Regions from separate parts of the Homo sapiens genome. Here region 2 is linked to region 1. The links are chromatin loops, found by intact Hi-C in ENCODE. Cell type or tissue: PC-9. All regions are shown on one strand. Each heading gives the region's core, and the rest is flanking DNA. Links, peaks and the distances in the headings are about the cores only.

Region 1 (5,381 bases), core at 139-5,138:
TGGGCCTCAAACAGAAATCCTGCTTTTAAAATAAGATAGCACCAACTTTTGTAGCTAGACATATAGCACACAAAATTATGTATTGGTTGGATCCCTTTGTTGTTTTACATATTTGGATGTGTCTTGAATGTGACTGTCTTCTCTCAATTCTTCTCCCAGGAAGAAGTAGAACTGGAGATATTTCTCCTGTGTTTCATATAACTTCTAACTTAATGTAATAGAAGCGTATTTTCCCCCAACTTTTAGAAACCAATCTTTTGTACATTATCAGTCCACCATATATTAGGTTATAATGTACAATTCCTCATTTATTTTAAAAGCAACCATTAAGCACCTTTGGTATGCTTGACCCTGTGGGTCACTGATTCTCATTTAAGAATCATACAAGGTTTACTTTTGAGCACAATCAGAAAATACCAAATGGAGCTTCATTCTGCAAACTGGATATGAAAACATTTACATGAACCTTCAAATTTGTGGCAGATTTAGTTATTGAAATTAAACAGCCATTAATTGACCTTTTCCCTTGATAGAGCCTATCTATCTTAATAGTTCATGATATGTTATTTTATTTTTCACTTAGCACATTCATATATTTTATAAGTTAAACTTTGTAAAGCATAAGACTAATATTAGATATTATATATTTTAAAATTCATATTGTAAGTGAAAATAAAACTAATATATGGGGATGCCAGCTCAGAGACAACAACTCATTATTTCCAGCAAACATTTATTTATATATGTTTATTGATCCCTTCCAAAGCATGGGTACTTAGAGGAAGTTTTTTTGTTGTTGTTTGAGGGTGTCATTAGACAGGTCCTTTAATCAAAGGGATGGGGGAGATATATTCATGTCTACATGAACATACTATAACATAATATTAAAACATACTACAACAGTAATACTAAAACACAGATTTTATCTGAGACATGAAGTCTTCTGTTTAACAAGACTCTCTGACTGAGGGATGAGGAAGCCTGGAGTCACTTTTGTGGGACAAGGGCTGGTCCTTCCTCTCCCACAGGAAAGCCTGCTGGAGAGGAAGGCAGGGCCCAGAATGGGACTGAGACCCACCTGGTGCTGCCAGGAATTGTGGAGGAGACTTAGACAATACCCAACGAGGCAACTGAACAAGGAGAGGTCAGTGGGCGCTTTAGAGACCCCAAACCTAGAGACTTTGGACAGCACCTCTCTCTAGGCAGGGTGCCTTGTTTACTCTGTTTGATTTCCTACCCAGACATTTCCCCCCAGAAATTCTCACTGTGTTGTCTTTGCTTGGCCAGGTGTGATTGTAGAGAGCAGGAGGAGGACTCTCAAGGACCACAGGGGACAGTGGCACTGTGACCAGAGAAGATGAGAATAATCTTGTGAAATCCACCCCCAAGTGGTCTCTCTACGTTTTCCTAGACATGTGTTTGTTAGAGCACGGTTACCCAGGGAGGGCCTGAAAGTGGTGCGCCAGCCATAGTGAATTATCATAAGCAGAGGAAGCAGAGTCTGAAAATTATGTGATTAAAGCTGTCACTAACCTCAGTGGATTAGTTTTCATTCTTTCACTCAGGTATTTTTACAAAATAGATAACGTTCCTTCCTCAGATACTTTTGCTCGCAAGAGTAGACTTAATTTTTTATTAATTTTTCCCTAGATTGCAACAAAGTGACAAAAGGATGGTTATAAGATTGTAAAAGGAGAGATCACTGCTTCATTTTAATATGGGGAAGCTTAGGACTTGGGACATTGAGCATGGCTATTTAACCAGTGGCAGGGAATGTGCACTCTGGCAAATGCAGGGAGGAGTGACATCATGAGTGTACTTGGTGGCTGGACAAGGTGCCCACAAGTGAAAACGTGGATTCCATTTGGCCTGGCTTGAATTACAAGTAAAAGCATTGCTCCTGGTACAATTCACGCCCACCCACCACTAGATTTTAATATTGTTCCAGACATTCCGGGAGAAACTATTAGAAAGGCTCTCTCCACCTGATTCATCTCTCTGTCCCCTCCTGGGATCCCTCTGCTCCTCCAGATAAGAAACTTCCTCCCCCAACCTTATTCCACAGCAAAATCTGCCCCTCCTTCATTTCCTGTCCCATTTCTATGGGACTCTATTAAGATATTATTGACTCAAGTGCTCATGCTGAATACAGAGATTTCTTCATAAATATGGTTTTCATTTTAACAGGCTATTTCTAACAATCAGAAAAACTTTCAGATCCAGAGAAATGCGGCACCCTGCCAAGGAGTGGAGACCCACCCAGTCATCCTTCAAACTCACCATGTAGGTGGCCACCCACTCTGTCTGACCAGAATTATCAGACTTTCAGGGCTCATGGGACTTGGAGAACATGGACCATCAGCCCCAGCCCTGGCTGTGGCTTGGAAACCTGTGTGGATCTGTGGCTAAACAGGTTGCTGGTTACAACTCTGTGCTCAGACTGGTGGAAGGGAGGTATCCAGAAGAAGCTGGCAGGAAGGGATTTTTCCTCCCATGATTTCAGAGGACATTTTACTGTGGAAGACAGGATGAGTGAAAGGGAAGAATTCATGCAGAACCTCTTTGCTCCCAGGGCCCGGCTCCCTAAGCATTCCTTGTGACAACTCACCAAGGTTGACTGGCTTTGCTCAGACCCCTGAGCTTCTCTATTCATTCCACACAGAACACCCTCAGATACTGGCTGGGCTTCACAGTGCTGCCCAGAGGAGGACATGTCAGCCAATCAGCAGGAAAGATGCTCATTTCTTGTTGAAAAAGTCCCAAATTGTAACTTAACAGGGTGATCTCTCTCTCACTCTCTCTCTCTCTTTTTTTTTTTAATTTCCAGAATGTGTTTTTCCCCTAGAGTCCTTGAGCACAGACCTGCGGTTTTCTCTCTCCTGGTTTTACAGTCTATCTGCCTCAAGCCAAGAGACTTGGCTCTGCTCCCCCCTGACTCAGAGTCTCGGCTGGTAGCTGAACCCAGGAAGCCCTGGCCCCACGTCTCTCCCTGGAACCACCAGACCACACAGCCTCCTGTGCTCAACCCTTTGGCTGGGTGTCCTGCCTCCTCTTTGTTTGGAAAGAGATGTCTTACGTAACTCCACAACCTTCTAAAGGCTCCATTGTCTTCCACTTGGGAGAGCTCAAAACAACCCATTAGTGACTTATGACTTATCACAAAGAGAATCTATTGCCCACATATCCACAGCCCCCATGGAGCTAGCCTCACCTATCTTACTTAGATCAATAATCAACAATGAGACTTAATGACTTGTGGTCTTTGGGAAATTATAAGTTCAGTACAAGGTGCAGGAAATACAAAGGCTAGTTCATCTATAGGTCACGGTACTTCGCCCAGGCAGCACATGAAAGTCATTTGTAATTCAAGATTGAGACAGGCATAAACAATTCTGATCTGATTATTCTTTTACTAATCTGATTTTGATAAACAGCTGATGAAAATGGAAGGTGTCTGGTCATCAGAGGAGAGATACTCAGGCAGTGAAATAAGTTTTCCTTATCTCACTGGATAGGGATTTATTTCAAGGCTCCTATTAATAGCCCCTAATGCCAAGAACTGTGATCGCTGCCCTGGACTGCAAGAGCCTTCTGAGCAAAATGACAGAAACCCATTGGGTAGGGCATTCTCCTTCATTTTTATTTTCTATAAGTCTCTGATTAGCCCTGTTGGGAATTCTAGTAATTATTTTAAGCTGGCACCTTTAGGAAAAAAAATATATCTCTTAGGATTTAATTAAAAATGAAAAGAACCTCTGCATGATGTTGCCAAGGAGCTTTCACTGTTTAAGGTGGGGTGTAGACCAGGAAGAATAAAACACTCTGCACTAGGTGACATTTCCATCTGGTTCTGCTGCCAGAGCAGCCCTGGGGAGAGGAGCAGGAGAAAGAGAGGGGACAGCCTGCTCCAGCCTGCTCTCTCCTCCCCATGGACCTCATGGTCTTTCAAGGATCCTGCAAGTCCTTTGCTTCTTTCTTTCTGCAGCAGACATTTTCTCATCTGGGACCAGCTATGTGACTTGTTTCAGGTGGAGGCACATTTCTTTCCCTGCTCAGTGACATGTGAGTCCTCGACAAGCTTTCAGAAGGGATTCCTGAACTTGGTGAGGCACAGCCCTCTCCAACTGCCTTGTGGAGCATCCCTGGGCAGCATGCAGAGGAGAGGTGAGAGGCTGCCTACCCGTGCTGTGGCTGTCCCTCCCACCTCCCTTAAAGCCTCCACGTCAGGCGCCAGTCCACCAGGTTCACTGCGTGCATCTTTGGACAGCAGTTGCAAAACTGAGAGTTCCAGAAATTGTGCTACACTCAGTTTTGTGTATACATGTGGCTCAGGTCTCATCATCTTCAGCTCATCACATTTCAAAATGCTGAGAGTAGAAAGCGTTTCTCATTCTGGCTTTAAAAGAGAGATTTCCCCAAGGATCACACCTCTTCAGTCTTTGGGCCCAAGCTTCTTGAAGGAGCTACTTGCCTACTTTACAGGGCAAAATTTTAGAACACATAATTTGAAAACCCCACCAACTTTAATGTGAAAAAAAAAAAATCAATTCCTTTTGATTTATTATCCCCAGGAGACAAGGTGAAGTTCAAGTCCACCTCAGATAAGAAAATGAAATTGCTTCCGTTTTATGTGAATACAATCTGCATCCAAAATGGGTGGGGCTACCTATACTGCAAGGACAAGAACTCAAAAGGCAGTGCTCGAAATGCTCATGGAAGTGTCATTACAAATCCATTTTCTTTTTCAACACTAACTGACTAGGAATAATTTAGAATAGACATTAGGATGAAAGTCCTAACTATGAATCTGTAAGAAATGGAAGAAATTACCAAGGGATCTTTGTATAAGCCCTATTTCTGCAGTATATTAAGTAAATCTTCTCTGAAGATTATTAATAAAATAGTATAAAACACTCTTTCTAGAGTGTCTTCATTCAAATGCTACCCAAAAATTATAAGGAAAAAAGTTTTCCAACTGGAAATTATGGGAATTTACCAAGCCAATAGAGACTTCTAATAGAGTCATTTTCCCTTCTTATTTGTCCCCTGGCCTCTTCTGGCTCTAAAAATACTTCTAGTTTAGGAAATTTTAGAGACAAGATCAAAAATGGGGAAGTTAAAGGACTGAAGCAAGGAGTAGAATTGAAATATCAATACATTATCACTTCAAGATCACAATAACAATAAAACTTAAAGCAAAAACTCCTTAAGAATCGTCTACATAGTTTAAGTACATAAAAATAACATGCAAACCATGCTCTTTAACTAGACTTGAGAAATCCCACGGAGTAATATTTTAAAGAGCTCTTGAATTAGTATTTATATGTATCGGAGAGGCCACATATTATGGTCACTAAGAGAATAGTTCTGGAACAAGTTTG
Region 2 (5,381 bases), core at 208-5,207, 53 kb before region 1:
AATCTCTAGCCAAAATGACCAATTTTAGAAATTAGGGAAGATGTTGATAGTATTATGAAAGGGGCATTCAGAATACTGAGATCTTCTGCAAGCCACAGCCACCCTTCCTCATGAATCCCTGAGGATATAAACAGGGAATGCCGCAAGTTGCTGGCTGGGCTTTGTAGCTGGACACCACTGCCAGTCGGAGGGTGATTCTGAACTGGATCACAAAGCCTGGGCTAGACACTCATAGTGAGCCTCTTCACAGTTCCTGGTCATCACCCCAAATTGTACTGCACTTTCGATGGCAACATGAAAGGAAGAAACCAGAAAAAAAGGAAATTGTCAGTGAATAAGAGCTCCAGAGAGCCATAAGCCTTCTAAGGGAGCAGCCCCTGACTCAGCCAGCTGCCTTTGGTTCTGCGTGGACACCTGAGGAGAAAAGGAGCAAGCAAGCTCACCCAGCTTCCAACCAATGAGCTAGAGGGTATGCTGGAATCCAATAAGCCCACAGTCACTTGTGAGGGGTGGCAGTCAAGGTGTGGGGTGGAAAATGGAACATTCCTACTCTAAAGCCTGCAGATGACAATCTGAATGGGCAAAGAGTAAGGAATTCCTTTTTGGGATTTGCAAAGCACTGTGTATATTTATACATTGAAGTTATTTACAACAACATATTTTAAGTGTCTGTTTTCTGCAATCCCTCCTACTCATTTTCCTTAGTGCTAACACAGTTCCTAGCATGCAGTAACCATAATGCCTTATAAATGAATGAAAACTATCATATAAAACAATTACAGAATCCAAAACTATATAAATAATAACTGATGTGACACATGCCACTTTATAGAAGTTCAAGAAAGACACAGTTCAATGGCCTCAATAGTTAGGAAAATCTTCACAGAGAAAGTGGGCTTGGGATAGACCCTTAGGCAGAGTAAACTTTTTATTTACATACATCTGACCTGGACTGTGGACTCCCTTTTTGGATGTTGGAGGAAAGTGAAAATCAACTGACACTTTGAAAATTAACATAAATTGGAAATCTGTCCAGAGAACTTTAGTGGTCTATATAGTCAATATATAGACCACTTAGTGGCATAATTAATTTCTCTTCTAGATGAGCATCCACAGAGGAAAGACTATTACAGAAAATGGTAAATAAAGTGAAAAAAACTTCTCTCATAGAGAGGAAGGGAGTAAAAACTTAGTTTTCAAAACTAAGGGGTTTTTTTTACATCATAATGTAATATGCTCATGAGAAGACAACAAAAATAGGGAGAAAAGGAAAATATCCATGTCCCATGAGCAACCATTTTTACATCTCAGTGAGTTTTTTTCTAGGTGCTGGAAACCTCAAGCAGCTTGCTTCAATAAACATTTCACATATCCTTCCTTTTCTTCTCTTGTGATACTTCCCCTGCTGTCTCTAAACAGAATGTACACTAAGATTAAATTATTTTAGATTTAAAATATGGATTGCTTAGGTCTTAGAAACAGAACTTAAGCTAATGCTTGAACTGAAAATAATCCATGATACTGAAAAAAATACTCCTCTCCAAAATTTACATGATGTAGTCAATATCTCAGTATGGGCTGCCTGTATAGCATTCTTTCTTTAGTTCATTCAATAAACATTTATTGAGTGCCTAATATTGCCAAGCAACCTGGTAGGCACTGGTGATGAAAAGGCAGGTTCCTGCCCGTGAGGAGCAACTTGCTTATGGACAAAAAAACATGTTAAGTAAAAAATAGTTGTTGAGGAAGATTGCAAATGATTGACAGGCATGGGATTCCTAAACTCTGGCCAGACTTTGCTTCTTTAGTATTGAGGTCTGCTGTCTTCTCAGGGGCCAAAAAAAGGGTTGGGTATTTAGTCGGTCAGCTCTTCCCCCACTCACACAGCACCTTGTACTGGTCTGATTATACCTCTACCCCCCTGGGCAGGGGAGAAAAGAAGTGACACTAGGAAGCATTGTTTCCAGGGACTAGGAATAGGGAAGGGGCTGTAGGCTGGGTGAAAAGTTGAGGTCAGTCTGAGATAATGACCTGACCGAACCAGTAGGCCCACCCTGACACATACCAGAGTTACCTCAGAGATAAATGACCACAAGCCATGAGTGACCACCTGCCGTGCCAAGTCTGTGAGTGATCAGTTCCCGGCACATTTCCTAACACAGACTGTGCCTGAGATTGACATGCTGTAGTAGAGCGACTTTGCCCTGTGTGCCTGTCTGTGCCTTACACACAATTCTGTCCCAGCGTGTGTCATCCTTTATGACACTTCCCTGATTATGTGTCTGTCTCCCTTCAGTTGAATGTGAGCTCCTTGAGGGCAGGAACCTGCCTTTTTATCACCAGTGCCTCCTAGGTTGCTTGGCAATATCAGGCACTCCATAAATGTTTCTTGAATGAACTAAAGAAAGAATGCTTTGTAAGCAGTCTACTACTGAGAAGAAATAAAATGAAAAGGCAAAAGTTAGTCTTTAGAAAATGAATGCTTCCTTTTGCCTTAAGGGACGGCAAGTGTTGAGCTTAGCTTGGGATGTGTCCTGGCAGGTTTTTAGAGGACTTAATCATGAGGGTACACCCCAAACATAACTGCATCAGGAATGTTAAAAAAAAAACAACAACCATTTTAAGTGCTTTGCAGGTGCTTGTGACCTGCATCCCTGGCTAAAAACTGGTGCCTATACGTATCTATTAACATACCACTTAATTTTATGATTTAGGTTAATAAAAGAGCAACAAAATTTCCAGGTATAATTAAATAGTTGAGCATGACACTTAACTGATACAAATACACCTCAGCTAAAAGTGGTACCGATTCTTAAAAGGCACCTGGCATTTCCTCATATGCCAAATTGCAAAAGCATTATAAATAGACACCATATAAAATATCTCTCCTGCCCTAGAATGGCTTCATGTCTTCCCACACAAGTTGACAAAAACATTCTGTTATTCAGTTTTCTTGTCTTTTTGGAAATGAACTCACTGCTCACTTGTCATTTCAACACACTTTCTTTTGCTTCTGCAGGTCTGTTATTGTAGAGATGAGGATGCCCATAGGCTGCGCTGAGTGAGATTCACCTGGGTTACTGCCTAAGTCAGGGAACCTTCACTTTTAAGAGATAGAAATAACTCACTTAAAGAAAAGGAATATTTACTGGCTTGGTTATGTATTAACCATTCAACAAGTATGGATTGAGCCTCTAAGTGTGTGTCAGCTATGGTGATGCAGTGGTAAACAAGACAGTCTCCTGCCTTGGGATGTTCAGGATGACCTTGCTTCAGCTGTAATTGTTTTCTGAGGCTAAATAATGTTATCAAGCCTCTCTCTCTCTTTCTTCCCCCTTCCCCACTCCATCTTTTTGGTTCTTTTAGCCTCTGTTTCTCTTCGTACATTGGCCTTATTCTCTCCTGTCCTAGAAAGACTGTCTTCAAGTAGTGGGAAAGGAAGCCCCCCACTGGTAGCTCCCCTTCCAAAAGGAAGAAAGGTCTGCACCCTTCACCCCAGAATCCTTGTCTCATGCCTAGTGGAAGGGTTCTGATTCATCCTGCTCTGGCTTAGTCCTCCCTGTGCCCAACCCTTAACCCCAGGGCAGAGATGCCAAGCTTGGCCAGGCCACGCCCCAGGGCCCCACTTACGGTCATGAAGTGGGCAGCAGTCCCACAGACCATGTTGGTGTGGGTGAGGGATCTTTCCACAATATAAAGAGAGAGTTTTAGGCCCCCAAAATGATGTCCAATACACCATGTGTGAGATTTTAGGGAGGAAAACGTTAGGGAAATGTGAACATTTTCTTGCCAAGATCTGACTAAATGTAGCTTAATGTTAGATTATTGAAACATTGTTTTTGATACACCAGGAATTCAGTAACTTCTATGAGATAATTTGAAATCAGTTGGGGAAATCCAGTGTGAATTTCCTACTTATTTTGATGTAACCGTCACGAGGTGCACGGCAAAAGATCAGAAATAGAACGGCAGACTTTTTATGATTGGCTGGGGTGAGCAACGTAGCATTTGAGTATAGTCACTTCTCTGCACCAGCAGGTGGGGTCAGAGGTAGAAGGAGGGGAATGGGCTAAAACAATGCACTTATAGAAGAAAAAGCACTGCACTGATTCCTCTAGGGGTCATTCTGGAAAAGTCTCAATTACAGAACTAGGTGTGAGTGCAGAGAGTGGTGGTGAGGAAAAATAAAATGATATTGTGAAGCAAAGCACTAATTCAGCAGTTGAAACTTCAGTGATACCAGGCAGTGAGTGTAAGAGAAGAACAGGGAGGATGATAGTTTTTGTGAAGGGTATAAGAAGAGAAAGAATGAGGACAAGATTGCCGAAGAGAAATTGCACAGAAAGATAATGCATGGGAAGGGAAAACTGAATAGGAAAAGACGACAGGGCTAGGATACTGGCTAACAGTGACTGATTATTGATCCACACCAGGAAATGTTCTCCATGTTTGCATCAACTATTGTACTTATAGTTCATAGCAACCTTCTGAGGTAGGTATTTGTAATATTCACATTTTGCAGAGAGGAAGCCAAGGCTTAGAGAGGTTAAGGAACATGTCCACAGTCACACAGCTGGTAAGAATTAGAGCTGAGATTGGGACTCAGGCAGTCTGGGCTCAGCATCTGTACTCATAACCACATAAAAATGAAAGAATTCATAGAAGTGTAGGGGAAAAAGAACACGACCCACAAGGCTTTGTCATAGGGCCAAAGATGTCTTTAAAGGTGGTGATGACTAGATATGGAACCAAATACAGGGAGGTAAGTCCATGGAAACATGCATATTATACAAATGATCAAAGATGTCAGTCTGGCTTGCAGTCAGACAATGACTCAGCTGTTCTAACTAAAGAAGAGGATTACTGGTCAAAATGAAAATCTTATAGTTTATGTATGACACAGGGTGTTTAATGTTATTACTTAGAAAACCTAATTATAATTCATCCCTGTGTCCTGGTTGAGTTATTCCTAAAGACAACTCTCCAAACAAAATAAAAATGGACAGACAAAATATGCAGTTCAAGGATTTTAAAGAAATGTTGTTTGTATCAGAAATATCTGAATCCAGATCACACCATGACTATTTAGGATTTATAAATATTTATTAAAGCCATATTATAACCTTTGCACTGTGCTAGGCACTGTAGGACCAATGGTGATTAAGGAAGCATTGTTTCTGCACTCATGGGACTTATGGTCAGGACTCTAGACAGCCTTTGTTCTCACTAACCTGGTATGTGGCGGGGATGTCTGTCCACACAGCACTGTATTCTCGTAACCTGTCTGATTGCCTATAAGTGCAATGTACTTATGCAATTTTTTTGAACAATAAAAAAATCTAAGTCATTCAGCTAAGATAAAATGTAAGTGGAAAGGGCAC

What was found. Hi-C counts contacts between places; a loop is a spot of excess contacts. Peaks named below come from ENCODE experiments on the same cell type or tissue, not always from the same donor. Only the 100,000 strongest peaks of a DNase experiment are listed, where the experiment ranks them.
Region 2: a loop joins it to region 1, with 4 times the contacts of the local background. A loop is called at or near these places in 7 of 110 quality-filtered maps.

Annotation. Positions count from the first base shown.
Region 1 is chr12:26,236,654-26,242,034 of GRCh38, forward strand. The region is part of intron 1 of SSPN-AS1 (SSPN antisense RNA 1); the gene reads right to left. Among named protein-coding and RNA genes, the nearest start is that of SSPN-AS1, 32 kb to the right of the region's middle. In PC-9, for the core only: no CTCF peak of the experiment used is centred there; a DNase peak (open chromatin) is centred at 3,088; H3K4me3 peaks cover 1,558 bases; H3K27ac peaks cover 3,652 bases.
Region 2 is chr12:26,183,606-26,188,986 of GRCh38, forward strand. It overlaps a transcript of SSPN not described here. Among named protein-coding and RNA genes, the nearest start is that of SSPN, 9.3 kb to the right of the region's middle. In PC-9, for the core only: no CTCF peak of the experiment used is centred there; a DNase peak (open chromatin) is centred at 2,106; H3K4me3 peaks cover 511 bases; H3K27ac peaks cover 1,909 bases.